2 separate regions of the Homo sapiens genome follow, and region 1 is linked to region 2. Evidence: chromatin contacts called from ENCODE Hi-C or POLR2A ChIA-PET data. All regions are on one chromosome and are shown on one strand. Each heading gives the region's core, a stretch centred on a gene start or an enhancer-like site at or near the end of the contact. The rest is flanking DNA. Distances are from core to core; before and after follow the strand shown.

The links. A loop is a pair of places that touch in the nucleus more often than their neighbours do. ChIA-PET counts read pairs that join two places held with the same protein, here RNA polymerase II (POLR2A). Pooled maps may share reads with other maps.
Region 1: a loop to region 2 is called in a map of PC-9, with 7 times the contacts of the local background. The contact joins two enhancer-like sites. A Hi-C loop is called at or near these places in 2 of 168 maps with a recorded cell type or tissue (CD8-positive, alpha-beta T cell and PC-9) and 2 of 50 pooled maps. POLR2A ChIA-PET finds 5 or more read pairs at or near these places in 8 of 52 experiments (A549, A673, HEK293 and 5 more).

Annotation. Positions count from the first base shown.
Region 1 is chr19:9,049,978-9,057,277 of GRCh38, reverse strand. All of the region lies in intron 1 of MUC16 (mucin 16, cell surface associated), which reads left to right. Among named protein-coding and RNA genes, the nearest start is that of MUC16, 12 kb to the left of the region's middle. RefSeq lists enhancers at 2,034-2,713, 6,816-7,300. Within about 2 kb of position 1,708, at least 4 of the 41 ENCODE cell types and tissues checked have a DNase peak (open chromatin) inside an H3K27ac peak, as active enhancers do; they include PC-3 and PC-9, where a contact is called at or near this core.
Region 2 is chr19:9,013,300-9,020,064 of GRCh38, reverse strand. The region is part of intron 2 of MUC16 (mucin 16, cell surface associated); the gene reads left to right. It also overlaps the pseudogene BOLA3P2. Among named protein-coding and RNA genes, the nearest start is that of MUC16, 49 kb to the left of the region's middle. Within about 2 kb of position 1,449, at least 3 of the 41 ENCODE cell types and tissues checked have a DNase peak (open chromatin) inside an H3K27ac peak, as active enhancers do; they include PC-3 and PC-9, where a contact is called at or near this core.

The sequences.
Region 1 (7,300 bases), core at 459-2,958, 37 kb before region 2:
CATGTCTGGCCAGCAAACACTTAAATAGTCCCTATTCTGCGCCCACTACGTATTCTAGAAGTAGCAGCAGATAGAAGAGAGAGATGGAGCTGGGCATAGTGGCTCATGCCTGTAATCCCACCACTTTGGGAAGCCGAGGCAGGAGGATCACTTGAGGCCAGGAGTTCGAGACCAGCCGGGAAAACACAGTGAAATCATGTCTCTATCAAAAAATACAAAAATTAGCCAGGCATGATGGTGCACGCCTGTAATCCCAGCCAAAGTCCCAGCACTTTGAGAGCCTGAGGCGAGAGAATCGCTTGAGCCCAGGAGCTCGAGGCCAGCCTGGGCAATGCAGCAAGACCCTACCTCTACAAGAAAAAAAAATCAAAACTAGCCCTGGCAACATAGCTAGACCCCATCTCTACAAAAATTAAAGAACTAGCTAGGCATAGTGGCACACACCTGTGGTCTCAGCTACTCAGGAGGCTGAGGCAGAAAGATAGCTTCAGCCTGGGAGGTTGCGGCTGCAGTGAGCCGTGATCTGCCACTGCACTCCAGCCTGGGCAACAGTGTAAGACTCTGTCTTGCAATAAATAAATAAATAAATTGCTGTTTTTATTGTTATAGTAGTAATAGTAATAATAGGGCCGGGCGCGATGGCTCACACCTGTAATCACAGCACTTTGGGAGGCTGAGGCAGGTGGATCACGAGGTCAGGAGTTCGAGACCAGCCTGGCCAACATGGTGAAACCCCATCTGTACTAAAAATACAAAAATTAGTTGGGCATGGTGGGGCACGCCTGTAATCCCAGCTACTCGGGAGGCCGAGGCAGAAGAATTGCTTGAACCCGGGAGGTGGAGGTTGCAGTGAGCCGACATCACGCCATTGCACTCCGGTCTGGGTGACAGAGAGAGACTCCGTCTCAAAATAAATAAATAAATAAATAAATAAATAAATAATACCATAATCCTTAGCTTTTAGCACAGAATTCAGCCTCTATTAGATCACTAGATATTTATTGCATGGACAGACAGATAGATGGATGGCAAATTTTTGAGCAAAGAAAGGTAGTGTAAAGCCGCTTCCAAGCTTTGGGCATGACTTAGATCAAAACCAGAGAGGCTGGGCCAGGTGCAGGAGCTCATGCCTGTAATCCCAGCATTTTGGGAGACCGAGGTGGGCGGACCACCTGAGGTCAGTAGTTCGAGACCAGCCTGGCCATCATGGTGAAACGCCATCGCTACTTTAAAAAATAAATAAATAAAAATAAAAAAATAGCCTGGCATCATGGCGCGTGCCCGTAATCCCAGCTACCTGGGAGGCTGAGGCAGAAGAATCACTTGAGTCTGGGAGGCAGAGGTCGCAGTGAGCTGAGATCGGGCCACTACACTCCAGCCTGGGTGACAGAGCAAGCCTCCATCTCAAAAAAAAAAAAGAAAAAGAGAAAGAAAAAGAAAATCAGAGAGGCTGGCTGGGGATGGGGAAGCCGGGAGGGAGCTGTTCTGCCCACTTCGTCTCAGTTTATACTTCCAGCCTCCACATCTCCCGACTTCAGAACTCAAAAGTCAGATAAAACCGAGAAATGCTATTAGTAAACACAGTTGTGTTTGTCTGTGAGGAGTTACAATGTTGAAAATTGAGTTTAATTTTAAACCATCCTGGGTGACTTAGCTCTCAGCGCTGCCCCCTGGGGAGGGTGCAGTCCTTGGCTCAAAGCCAGAGAATTACCATAGTAAAGCCTGTATTTGTCCCAACTGACAGTTTTGATCCCCTTCCTTGTTTTTTTTTTTTTTTTTTGCTTGTTTGTTTGTTTGAGACTCACTCTGTCACCCAGGCTGGAGGGCAATGGCACGATCTCGGCTCACTGCCACCTAACTCTCGGGTTCAAGCAATTCTTCTGTTTCAGCCTCCTGAGTAGCTCGGACTACAGCCTCCCACCACCACACCTGGCTAATTTTTGTATTTTTAGTATAGATGGGGTTTCACCATATTGGTCTGGTTGATCTCCAACTCCTGACTTCAGATGATCCGCCCGCCTCGGCCTCCCAAAGTGCTGGGATTACAGGCGTGAGCCACCGCGCCAGGCCTCCCCTCCAATTTTTGAAGGAGGAAAAAAAAAGAAACGTTCCCTGCCAGGCATGCTCCCACCCTCATCCCCCAGCCCTCCACACTGTTTTATTGTTTGCCCCTAGGGCTGCCTCTGTGGTTTCGCAGGAGGAAAAGGACCCGAGGCGTCCTCTGCACGCTGAGCCTAGTGACAGATCCTGTTTGGTTAGGATTAAGGAGGGTGAGGACTGCTGAGCTCAAGTCTCAGCAAGGCCTGCCAGGAAGGCATTTATACACTGCAGGCCTGGGGCGCCTCAGGGTTCCAGGGTTAGTGGAGGTGGAAACAGAGAAGCTTGAGAGTAAATAGAGGGAGTTTGTAATCCCTCTCCCACTTCCCCGCCCTGGTTTCATCCCTCTCCCACCTCCCCGCCCTGGTTTCATCCCTCTCCCACCTCCCCGTCCTGGTTTCATCCCCCTCCCTCTCCCGCCCTGGTTGGGTGGAAGGGATGAGAAGCGGCAGACAGAAGAGAGAGAAGGAACTGGGGGCAGTGGCTCACACCTGTAATCCCAGCACTTTGGGAGGCGGAGGCGGGAGGATCACTTGCACCCAGGAGTTCGATACCAGCTTGGAAAACAGTGAAACCCCATCTCCATCAAAAAAAAGAACAAAACAAAAATTATCCAGGTGCGTGCCTATAATCGCAGCTACTTGAGAAGCTGAGGCAGAAGAATTGCTTGAACTCGGGAGGCAGCCGTTGCAGTGAGCCAAGGTCATGCCATTAGCCTCCAGACTGGGCAACAGAGTGAGACTCCAACTCAACAACCACCACCACAACAACAAAAAAGGAGACAGATGGAGAGAGAATCAGATGAGGGAAGAGTGAGGAGAAAGGGGAGAGAGACAAAGGAAGTGAGGAGGAGAAAGAAGGAAGAGGGAGGGGACTGTGAAGGGAAAGTAAATTTCGGGGTCCCCAGATTGTGTCCGGAATTGGTTCCTTCCGGTGGGTTCTTGGTCTTGCTGACTTCAAGAATGAAACCGCAGACCGTTGCAGTGAGTGTTACAGTTCTTAAAGATGGTGTGTCCCGAGTTCGTTCCTTCAGATGTTCAGATGTGTCCGGAGTTTCTTCCTTCCAGTGGGTTCCTGGTCTGGCTGACTTCAGGAGTGAAGCTGTAGACCTTCACAGTGAGTGTTAACAGCTCATAAAAGTAGTGTGGGCTCAAAGAGTGAGCAGCAGGAAGATTTATTATGAAGAACAAAAGAACAAAACTTCCACAATGTGGAAGGGGACATGAGCAGGTTGGCACTGCTGGTTCAGATGGCCAGCTTTTATTACCTTATTTGGCCCCAACCACTTCCTGCTGATTGGTCCATTTTACAGATCGCTGATTGGTCCATTTTACAGAGGGCTGATTGGTCCGTTTTTACAGAGCGCGGATAGGTATGTTTTTACAGAGGGCTGATTGGTGCGTTTACAAACCTTTAGCTAGACACAGAGCGCTGATTGGTGTGTTTTTACAGAGTCCTGATTGGTGCATTTACAAACCTTTAGCTAGACACAGAATGCTGATTGGTGCGTTTACAATCCTTTAGCTAAATAGAAAAGTTCTCCAAGTCCCCACCTGACCCAGAAGCCCAGCGGGCTTCACCTCTCAAAATCATTAAGCTAGAGCGAAAAGTCAAGCTGGGAACTGCTCAGGGCCAACCTGCCTCTCATTCTATTCAGAGTCCCTCCTGTGCTCACTTAGATACATTCATATCTGATTGGCTCCTTTGGAGAGGCTCATCAGAAACTCAAAAGAAGGCAACCTTTTGTCTCTTTATCTACCTATGACCTGGTTTTTGTTTTGAGATGGGATCTCATTGTGTCACCCGGGCTGGAGTGCAATGGCACAAATACAGCTCACTGCAGCCTCCACCTCCTAGGCTCAAGCGATCTTCCCATCTCAGCCTCCCGAGTAGCTGGAACTACAGGTGCACATCACCATGCTTGGCTAATACAAATTAAAAAAAAAAAATTAAGTTCCTCACCCATAGTACATAGCATTATGGCTACAACTGTGGTAGCCCCAGTAGCTGCATTGCAAGAGCTCACTAGCTGTGCATGGCTAGTGAATGATGTAAAACACACCCAAGGCTTAGGAAATGTCCAACGGTCCATTAAACAGTGACACTCTCTAGCGAGACTTCCAGGAGCTGCTTAGCCAATTAGTAGCTCCACGACGACCTTAGGCAGATTATTGTACTTCTCCTTACCTCTCTCAGGTTCCTCATCTGTGAAATGAGCTTAATAATAGTACTATCAAAATGTTGTTGTGAGGGCCTGGTGCAGTAGATAATGCCTGTAATCCCAGCACTTTGGGAGGCCAAGGCAGGTAGATCACTTGAGGTCAGGAGTTCGAGACCAGCCTGGCCAATATGGTGAAACCCCATCGCTACTAAAAATGCAAAAACGAGCTGGGCACGGTGCCAGGTGCCTGTAATCTCAGCACGTTGGGAGGTCGAGGCGGGCAGATCACTTGAGATCAGGAGTTTGAGACCAGCCTGGCCAACATGGTGAAACCCTGTCTCTACTTAAAACACAAAAACTAGCTGGGCATGGTAGTGCACTCCTGTAGTCCCAGCTACTCAGGGGGCTGAGGTAGGAGAATCGCTTGAACTCAGGAGTTAGTGGTTGCAGTGAACCAAGATCGCACCACTGTACTCCAGCCTGGGTGACAGAGTGAGACCCCGTTTGAAAAAAAAAAAAGTTGTTGTGAGAATTCTATGATTTAATATATTAAGAGTTTTTGGAAAGATGCCTGACATGGTAAATCCTTACTATCATTATACTAAGTTGTTAATATTTATATCATGTTATTAATATTATTATGTATTGTAAGTATATATGTGTGTGTGTATATATATATATAAATATATATATATATTTTTTTTTGAGACAGAGTCTCACTTTGTCGCCAAAGCTGGAGTGCAGTGGCACAATCTCGGCTCACTGCAACCTCCACCTACTGGGTTCAAGTAATTCTCTGCCTCAGCCTCCTGGGTAGCTGGGATTACAGGCACCTGCCACCATGTCCGGCTAATTTTTGTATTTTTAGTACAGATGGGGTTTCACCATCTTGGCCAGACGGGTCTTGAACTCCTAACCTCGTGATCCACCCACCTTGGCCTCCCAAGGTGCTGTGATTACAGGCGTAAGCCACCTCGCCCGACTTATTTATTTATTTATTTATTTCTGAGACAGCATCTCACTCTATTGCCCAGGCTGGATTACAGTGGTGCTATCTCTGCTCACTGCAACCTCTGCTTCCTGAGTTCAACTGATTCTCCTGCCTCAGCCTCCCGAGTAGTTGGCGCCTGCCACAACGCCCGGCTAATTTTTGTATTTTTAGTAGAGACAGGGGTTTCAACATGTTGTCCAGGCTGGCCTCGAACTCCTGACCTCAGGTGATCTGCTCACCTCGGCCTCCCAAGTGCTGGGATTACAGGCGTGAGCCACTGCACCTGGCTAAATGTCCCATTAGCTTTAATCCTCATTCAGTACAATTATGTGCTGTATAACAACATTTCAGTCAATGACAGACTGCATATATGACAGTGGTCCCAAGAGATTGTAATACTGTATTTTTACTGTCCTTTCTCTATGTTTAAATACATGTAGATACACAAACGCTTATCATTGGCCTGGTGCAGTGGCTCATATCCATAATCCCAGGACTTTGGGAGGCCAAGGTGAGAGGATCACTTGAGCCCAGGACTTCAAGACTAGCCTGGGCAACATAGTGAGACCCATCTCTAGTTGTAAATATATTTTAAGTTAAAATATAAATTTTAAGGCTGGGCGCAGTGGCTCACACCTATAATCCTAGCAATTTGGGAGGCTGAGGCGGGTGGATCACCTGAGATCAGGAGTTCGAGACCAGCCTGGCCAACGTGGTGAAACGCCATCTCTACTAAAAGTACAAAATTAGCCGGGTGAGGTGCCAGGTGCCTGTAATCCCAGCTACTGGGGAGACTGAGGCAGGAGAATCACTTGAACCTGGGGGCAGCAGTTGCAGTGAGCTGAGATTGTGCCACTTCACTGCAGCCTGGGCGAAAGAGCAAAACTCCATCTGGAAAAAAAAAATATATATATTTATATATATATATATATATATATATATATATATATATATATATATATATATGTAAAATCTAGAGGTCATACCCTACAGCCTGGGTGTGTAGTTGCTATACCATGTAGGTTTGTATAAGTACACTCTATGGTATTTGCACAATGACAAAATTGCCTAGTGATGCATTTCTCAGGATATATCCCCGTTGCTGAGTGAGGCATGACTTGTACCTAGAAGGTACACATTTTTTCAGTCCATGCTATATCTGGGCAAACTGAAGTTCAGAGAGGTTTTGTCAGTCCCCAAAGGTCAATAGCATTGAAGAGGTGAAACTGGGAGGTGATCTGGGCTTGTGAGATTCCAATGCCCACGCCTGTCCACTGGATCATGAGCTCTCTTGAGGCAGAAGCCTGTGCAAGGGTCCTGGGGTAGACATCACAGGGTGTGTCTGGCATGTGATGCATTGGTCAGTTTTGCTGGAATGCAGGGTATGTGGAAGGGAGGGGTGTGGTGGAGACAGATGAGAAATAAAGTCAGAAATAAAGTAGAAGCTAGTCAGACATTGAGCAGCAACCTGTGGATTTGCAGCTCCATTTAAGGAACTACAGAGTGCTCTAAAAAGCATCTAATCTGAGACAGCCTGCCCCTTAGCTCCTGCTGGTGAAAACAGCAGTTCACATCTAGGGAGCAAGAACGATTGTGCTGGCCAGGTGCACTGGCTTACTTCTGTAATCCTAGCCCTTTGGGAGGCCGAGGTGGGCGGATCACTTGAGGTCAGGAGTTGGAGACCAGCCCGGGAAACATGGCAAAACCCTGTCTCTACTAAAAAAACAAAAATTAGCCGGGCGTGGTGGTGGGTGTCTGTAATCCCAGCTACTTGGGAGGCTGAGGCAGGAGAAACACTTGAACCCGGGAGGCAGAGGTGGCAGAGAGCCGAGATCGTACCACTGCACTCCAGCCTGGGGGGTAAAGCGAGACTCCGTAACAAACAAACAAACAAACAAACAAACAAACAAACAGATTGTGCCGAGACCCATGCCTGTGGTCCATCTCACAGAGTCCTTACAAGAACCTTTTTCTTTTTTTTTTGAGACAGAGTCTAGCTCTTTCACCCAAGCTGGAGTGCAGTGGCACGATCTCAGCTCCCTGCAACCTCC
Region 2 (6,765 bases), core at 200-2,699:
AAATGCCTAGGGAAGAATGGTGTCAGTCAAGTTCATCCAAGGTCTTAAGCAGCAGCATCTATGCAGCCAGGGTGTGCTGAGCGTTTGGGGACAGAGGTAAATATCCGCAATCCATGCATCACTTTGATTTCTTCTTGTAGTGACTGATTCACTATTTGGTGCTGCTGAATAGTTCTCTCCTCCTTAACTTCTTCTGATTCAATTTTAATTTCATACATGACCCCACAACCTCTTGAAATGTCAGTGACTTTGATAGCTGTAGCTCGAGGAAACTTTTCTTTTTTCTTTTTTTCCTTTTTTTTTTTTTTTTTGACGTTGTCTCACTCTGTCACCCAGGCTGGAGTGCAGTGGCACCATCTCGGCTCACTGCAACCTCTGCCTCCCAAGCTCAAGCGATTCTGTCTCACCCTCCCGAGTAGCTGGGATTACAGGTGCCCGCCACCATGCCTGGCTAATTTTTGTATTTTTAGTAAAGACGGGGTTTCACCATGTTGGCCAGGCTGGTCTTGAACTCCTGACCTCGTGATTCACCCGACTTCGCCTCCCAAAGTGCTGGAATTACAGGCGTGAGCCACCGCGCCCGGTGAGGAAACTTGTTTTGAGAATTTGGGTCATTCTGAGCTCCCCCTCAGTCTGGGAGGCAAACATCCAATGGACACAGTGAAGAGGATGCCCACGGATCGCGGAGCAGAGGTGCTGCGGCGGCCGGGCTCCATGCTGCTATGCCCGGCCCACCTAATTAAAAAAAAAATTTTTTTTTGTAGAAACGGGGTCTCACTATGTTGCCCACGCTGGTCTTGAACTCCTCCCAGGCTCAAGCAATCCTCCAGTCTCAACCTCCCAAAGGGTTGGGATTACAAGCATGAGCCGCCACACCCGGCCTTGTTCTTCTCTTCTCTTTTTTTTTTTTTTGAGATCCTTGCTCTGTCACCCAGTCTGGAGTGCAGTGGGCCGATCTCGGCTCACTGCAACCTCTGCCTTCCAGGTTCAAGTGATTCTCCTGCCTCAGCCTCCCAAGTAGCTGGGATTACAGGCATGCGCCACCACGCCCGGCTAATTTTTTGTGTCTTTAGTAGAGACGGGGTTTCACCATGCTGGCCAGGCTGGTCTCGATCTGCTGACCTCAGGTGATCTGCTCCCCTTGGCCGTCCAAAGTGTTGGGATTACAGGCGTGAGCCACTGCGCCCGGCCTTGTTCCTTCTCTTTATCCCCAGCGCTTGGTCCCTGGTGAATGGTCAATATATGAATAAATCATTCAACAAACTTTTTTTTTTTTGTCTGTGTGACACACCTATCATAGTCAGGTACCCTCTTCATATTCACACACTAGAGAGAGTTATAAGAGATGAAAACACAGATACGCGATCCTGTGGTCAAACGATTTTACAAGGAAGTTACAAGGTGCTTTGGGAACAGGGCGGGGAGCTCTGCTTTCTGTCTGGGGAGGGAGGTAGGGGAGGCCTGGAGAGAATTAGGGGACACAGAATCAGGTAAAGGGAAGGAGGGTAATTCCGGCACAGGGAACGGCCGAGGCAAAGGCTTCGGGGTGAGAAGCGAAGTCATACGTTAGTCCAATGCAGGCCGGGTCCCGGCTCAAGGTGGGCCTTCAACGCCAGGCTGCAGCGTTTGGACTTGGTCCCGAGGGCGGTGAGAAGGCACTGAAGAATTCGGACCGGGGCGGGGCATGGCCGGTGTTGCATTTTTGAAAGGTCACTCTGTTGGCTGGGCGGGCGGAGGGGAACTGGAGGAGGGTGGAGCTGGTGGTAGAAGATGAATATGAGTAAAGAAGCTATTTCGGGAAGGCAGGCAGAGAGAGAGGATGAGGGCATGAACAGAGGTGAGGCAGTGGGCCGAGTCATTACTTAGAAGGGGTCGAGCACTGTGGCTCACGCCTGTAATCCCAGCACTCTGGGAGGCTGAGTCGGGTGGATCACTTAAGGTCAGGAGTTCAAGACCAGCCTGGCCAACGTGGTGAAACCCCATCTCTACTAAACACACACACACACACACACACACACACACACACACACACACTAGCCAGGCATAGTGGCGCACGCTTGTAATCCCAGCTACTCAGGAGGTTGAGACAGGAGAATCACTTAAACCTGGGAGGCAGAGGTTGCAGTGAGCCGAGATTGGCCCACTGCACTCCAGCCTGGGTGACAGAGCAAGACTTCGTCTCAAAAAAAAAAAAAAAACAACTTTTTGTTGCAATGTAACAGACACAAGTAAAGTGTGCACAAAATGCCTGAATCTTAAGTGCGTGTCAATGAATTTTTACATATGTGTAACCATTGCACACCACGATGTAAAATGTTCCCTTCCTCTATTATTTTTTTTAATTTTAATTTTATTTTTTGAAACGGAGTCTCATACTAGCACCCAGGCTGGAGTACAGCGAGGCAGTCATGGCTTACTTCAGCCTCAACCTCCTGGGCTCAAGCAGTCCTCATGTCTCAGCCTCCAGGGTAGCTGGCACGACAGATGTGCACCACCACTCCTGGCTAATTTTTTTTTTTATTATTTTTAGTGGGGCCATCTCACTATGTTGCCCAGGCTGGTCTCGAACTCCTGAGCTCAAGTGATCCTCTTGCCTCAGCCTCCCAAAGTCCTGGGATTACAGACATAAGCCACCTGCGGCCCATTTTTTCTAGAACAGGATTTCTCAGCCTTGGCGCTTTTGACATTAGAAGCTGGGTAATACTTTGTTGTAAGGGGCTGTCCTGTGTGTTGTAGGATGTTTAGCAGCATCTCTGGCCTCCACCTATTAGACACCAGTAGCACCCCTTCTCTCTCAGTTAAAACAACATCTTTAGACGTTGCCAAATGGCAGCTGGGAGGCACAATTGCCCTCACTTGAAAACCACTGCTGGCCGGGTGCGGTGGCTTACGCCTGTAATCCCAGGACTTTGGGAGGCCGAGGCGGGCAGATCACGAGGTCAGGACATCAAGACCATCCTGGCTAACACGGTGAAACCCTGTCTCTACTAAAAATACAAAAAATTAGCCAGGTGTGGTGGCAGGCGCCAGTAGTCCCAGCTACTGGGGAGGCTGAGGCAGGAGAATCACTTGAACCCGGGAGGCAGAGCTTGCAGTGAGCTGCGATCACGCCACTGCCTCCAGCCTGAGCGACAGAGTGAGACTCCGTCGCAAAAAAAAAAAAGAAAAGAAAACCACTGCTGTAGAAAGCTCCTTCAAACCCCTTTTCCAGACAGACAGTGCCCCCATCCTCAGAACACCCTTTTTTTTTTTTTTTTTTTTTTTTGAGGTGGAGTCTTGCACTGTTTCCCAGGCTGGAGTGCAATGGTGCAATCTTGGCTCACTGCAGCCTCCGCCTCCCGGGTTCGAGCAATTCTCCTGCCTCAGCCTCCTGAGTAGCTGGGATTACAGGTGCACGCCATCATGCCCAGCTAATTTTTTTTTTTTTTGTATTTTTAGTAGGGATGGGGTTTCACTATGTTGGCCAGGCTGGTGTCGAACTCCTGACCTCGTGATCTGCCCGCCTTAGCCTTCCAAAGTGCTGGGATTACAGGCATGAGACATCACGCTCCACCTCAGAACACTCTTTTGGCTTCTTTCCCCTCAATTCCTCTTGCCTGTCCTTGAACACATTGCAAATGGAAACATACAGGGCCCAGCTGTGCAATCTTGTGTGAGTTATGTAATTTCTTTGTGCCTCAGTTTCCACCACTGTAAAATGGGTCAATGAAACGCACCACTTCACAGAGAAACCTCGAGAATGAAGAGCCATTCACTTCTGGGAAGGGCGTGGCTCAGAGAAAATATTGAACTCACGTCATTTGTGGATGCTGTGATTTAATGTCAGTGTCCTTTCTTCTGGTTTCGCGGATGGATGCCTGGGAAACACTAAGTTCTCGGTAAACACTTTTAGGGTCATGTTCATTTCTTCTACTGTGGGGATTTGAACCTAGACTACCTCCAGCTCCCCTGTCATTCCCTTGTGATTTTTTTTTTTTTTTTTTTAGAGAGATGGGGTCTCACTATATTGCCCAGACTGGTCTCGAACTCCTTGCCTCAAGCAATCCTCCCATCTCGGCCTCCCAAAGTGCTGGGATTACAGGCATGAGCCACCATGCCTGGCTTTTTTTTTTTTTTTTTTTTTTTTTGAGACAAGGTCTCACTCTGTCACCCAGGCTGGATGGAGTGCAGAGGTGTGATCTTGGCTCACTGCAGTCTCCACCTCCCAGGCTCAGGCCATCCTGCCACCTCAGGCTCCTGAGTAGCTGAGACTACAGGTGAGCACCACCATGCCTGGCTAATTTTTGTATTTTATTTTTTGTAGATATGGAGTCTCATTATGTTGCCCAGGCTGGTCTCAAACTCTTGGGCTCAAGCAATCCTCTAGGCTCGGCTTCCCAAGGTGCTGGGATTACAGGCATAAGCCACCATGCCCAGTGTCCCCTGTGACTTCTAAGCCTGACAATCCAGGCTGGTCTGTTCTCCTACGTGGAAACCCCCATCTTATTAAGAAATGCCAACAGCTTTTCTGAGTTTCCTCTAGTTCCACCTTTTCCATGATGTTTGCCCTGGGAGACTCTCCCGTGCCATTGAAATCCACTCCCTGGCCGGGTGCGGTGGCTCACGCCTGTAATCCCAACACTTTGGGAGGCTGAGGCAGGTGGATCACTTGAGGACGGGAGTTCGAGACCAGCCTGGCCAACATGGGGAAACCCCGTCTCTACCAAAAATACAAAAGTGAGCCGGACATGGTGGCAGGTGCCTGTAACCCCAGCTACTCGGGAGGCTGAGGCAGGAGAATCGCTTGAACCCAGGAGGCAGAGGTTGCAGTGAGCCGAGATGACACCACTGCACTCCAGCCTGGGTGACAGAGCAAGGCTCCGTCTCAAAAAAAGAAAAAAAAAAAAGCTCAGACAAACAAACCCCACTGCACCTTGCTGTTTAGTGATAACTGTGGGTTTCTCCTCCTGCTCTCTGACCCTGCCTCCTCTGTCTCCGCCACTTATCTCTCTCCCTTTTCTCTACTCAGCAGCGTCCCTCAGCCCTCTGTCTCACTCGGCCAGCACCACCCAGCCCTGACGTCTCTTCTTTGCCCCTAGCGATGTTATCACATAAGCAAAGCTGGCTCAGGCCGGGTCAGTCTGGGGATAGCAGGAGACAGAGGTTGCCTTGCTTCGTCTTTGATTCTGCTGTGGTCCTCTCCATTTTCCCACAAGGGGCAGGCAGACCTTTGAGAAGAGAGCACCCAGAAATCTGTACACTTCTCCCCCAGTTCCTTTTTTAAAAAACTTTTAGGTTCAAGGGTACATGGGAAGGTTTGTTACAAAGGTGAACTCATGTCACGGGGGTGTGTTGTACAAATTATTTCATCATCCAAGTTTTTTTTTAATTTTTAAAAAAATTTTTTTGAGACAGAGTTTTGCTCTTGTTGCCCAGGCTGGAGTGCAATGGTGTGATCTCGGCTCACTGCAACCTCCGTCTCCCGGGTTCAAGCGATTCTCCTGCGTCAGTCTCCCGAGTTCTGCGACTACAGGAATGCGCCACCATGCCTGGCTAATTTTAGTAGTTTTAGTAGAGATGGGGTTTCACCATGTTGGCCAGGCTGGTATCGAACTCCTGACTTCAGGTGATCCACCTGCCTTGGCCTCCCAAAGTACTGGGATTACAGGCATGAGCCACCGCACCCGGCCAATAGGTAATTTTTCAACCCTCACTCTTCCTCCTACCCTCCCTTTTTTTGGAGTTCCCAGTGCCTATTATTTCCATCTTTGTGTCCATGTATACTCATTGTTTAGCTCCCACTTTTAAGTGAGAACACATGGTATTTTACATCCTGTTTCTGAGTTATTTCACTTAGGATAATGACCTCCATCTCCACCATGTTGCTGCAAAGGACATGATTTCATTCTTTTTTATGGGTGTATAGTATTCCATGGCGTATACTTACCACATTTACTTTATTCATTCATCCACTGATGGACACTTATTCCACAACTTTGCTTTTGTGTATAGTACTGCAATAAACATACAGGTGCAAGTGTATTTTAGATAAGACAATTTCTTTTCCTTTGGGCAGATTTTTTTCCCTTTGAGCAGTAGTGGGATTGCTGGGTTGAATGGTAGTTCTATGTTTCATTCTTTGGGAAATCTTCATACTGTTTTCCATAGGGGCTGAACTAATTTACATTACCACCAACAGTCAGAGGCTATTTTATTTTATTTTTTTTGAGAGAGAGTCTTACTCTGTTGCCCAGGCTGGATCTCGCTCACTGCAACCTCCCCCTCCTAGGTTCAAGTGATTCTTCTGCCTCAGCCTCCTGAGTAGCTGGGATTACAGGCGTGCACCACCATGCCTGGCTAATTTTTTTGCATTTTTAGTAGAGATGAGGTTTCACCCTGATGGCCAGGCTGGTCTCGAGCTCCTGGCCTCAAGCAATCCACTTGCCTTGGCCTCCCAAAGTGCTGTGATTATAGGCGTGAGCCATTGCACCCGGCCTAATTTTTTAAAACATACTTTAAAAACATTTATTTATTTATTTATTTATAATTTCCACTTTTATTTTAGATTCAGGAGGTACAAATTATGTTCAGGTTTGTTACATGGGTATATTCTATGACGCTGAGGTTTGGGGTACGAATGCACCTGTCTCCCAGATACTATGCATAGTACTCAATAGGTGGGTTTTCAGCCCTAGCCCCGCCTCCTGCCTCCCACCTGTAGTACCCTCCAGTGTCTCTTGTTCCCATCTTCACATCCATACATATCCGTTGTTTACCTCACACTTA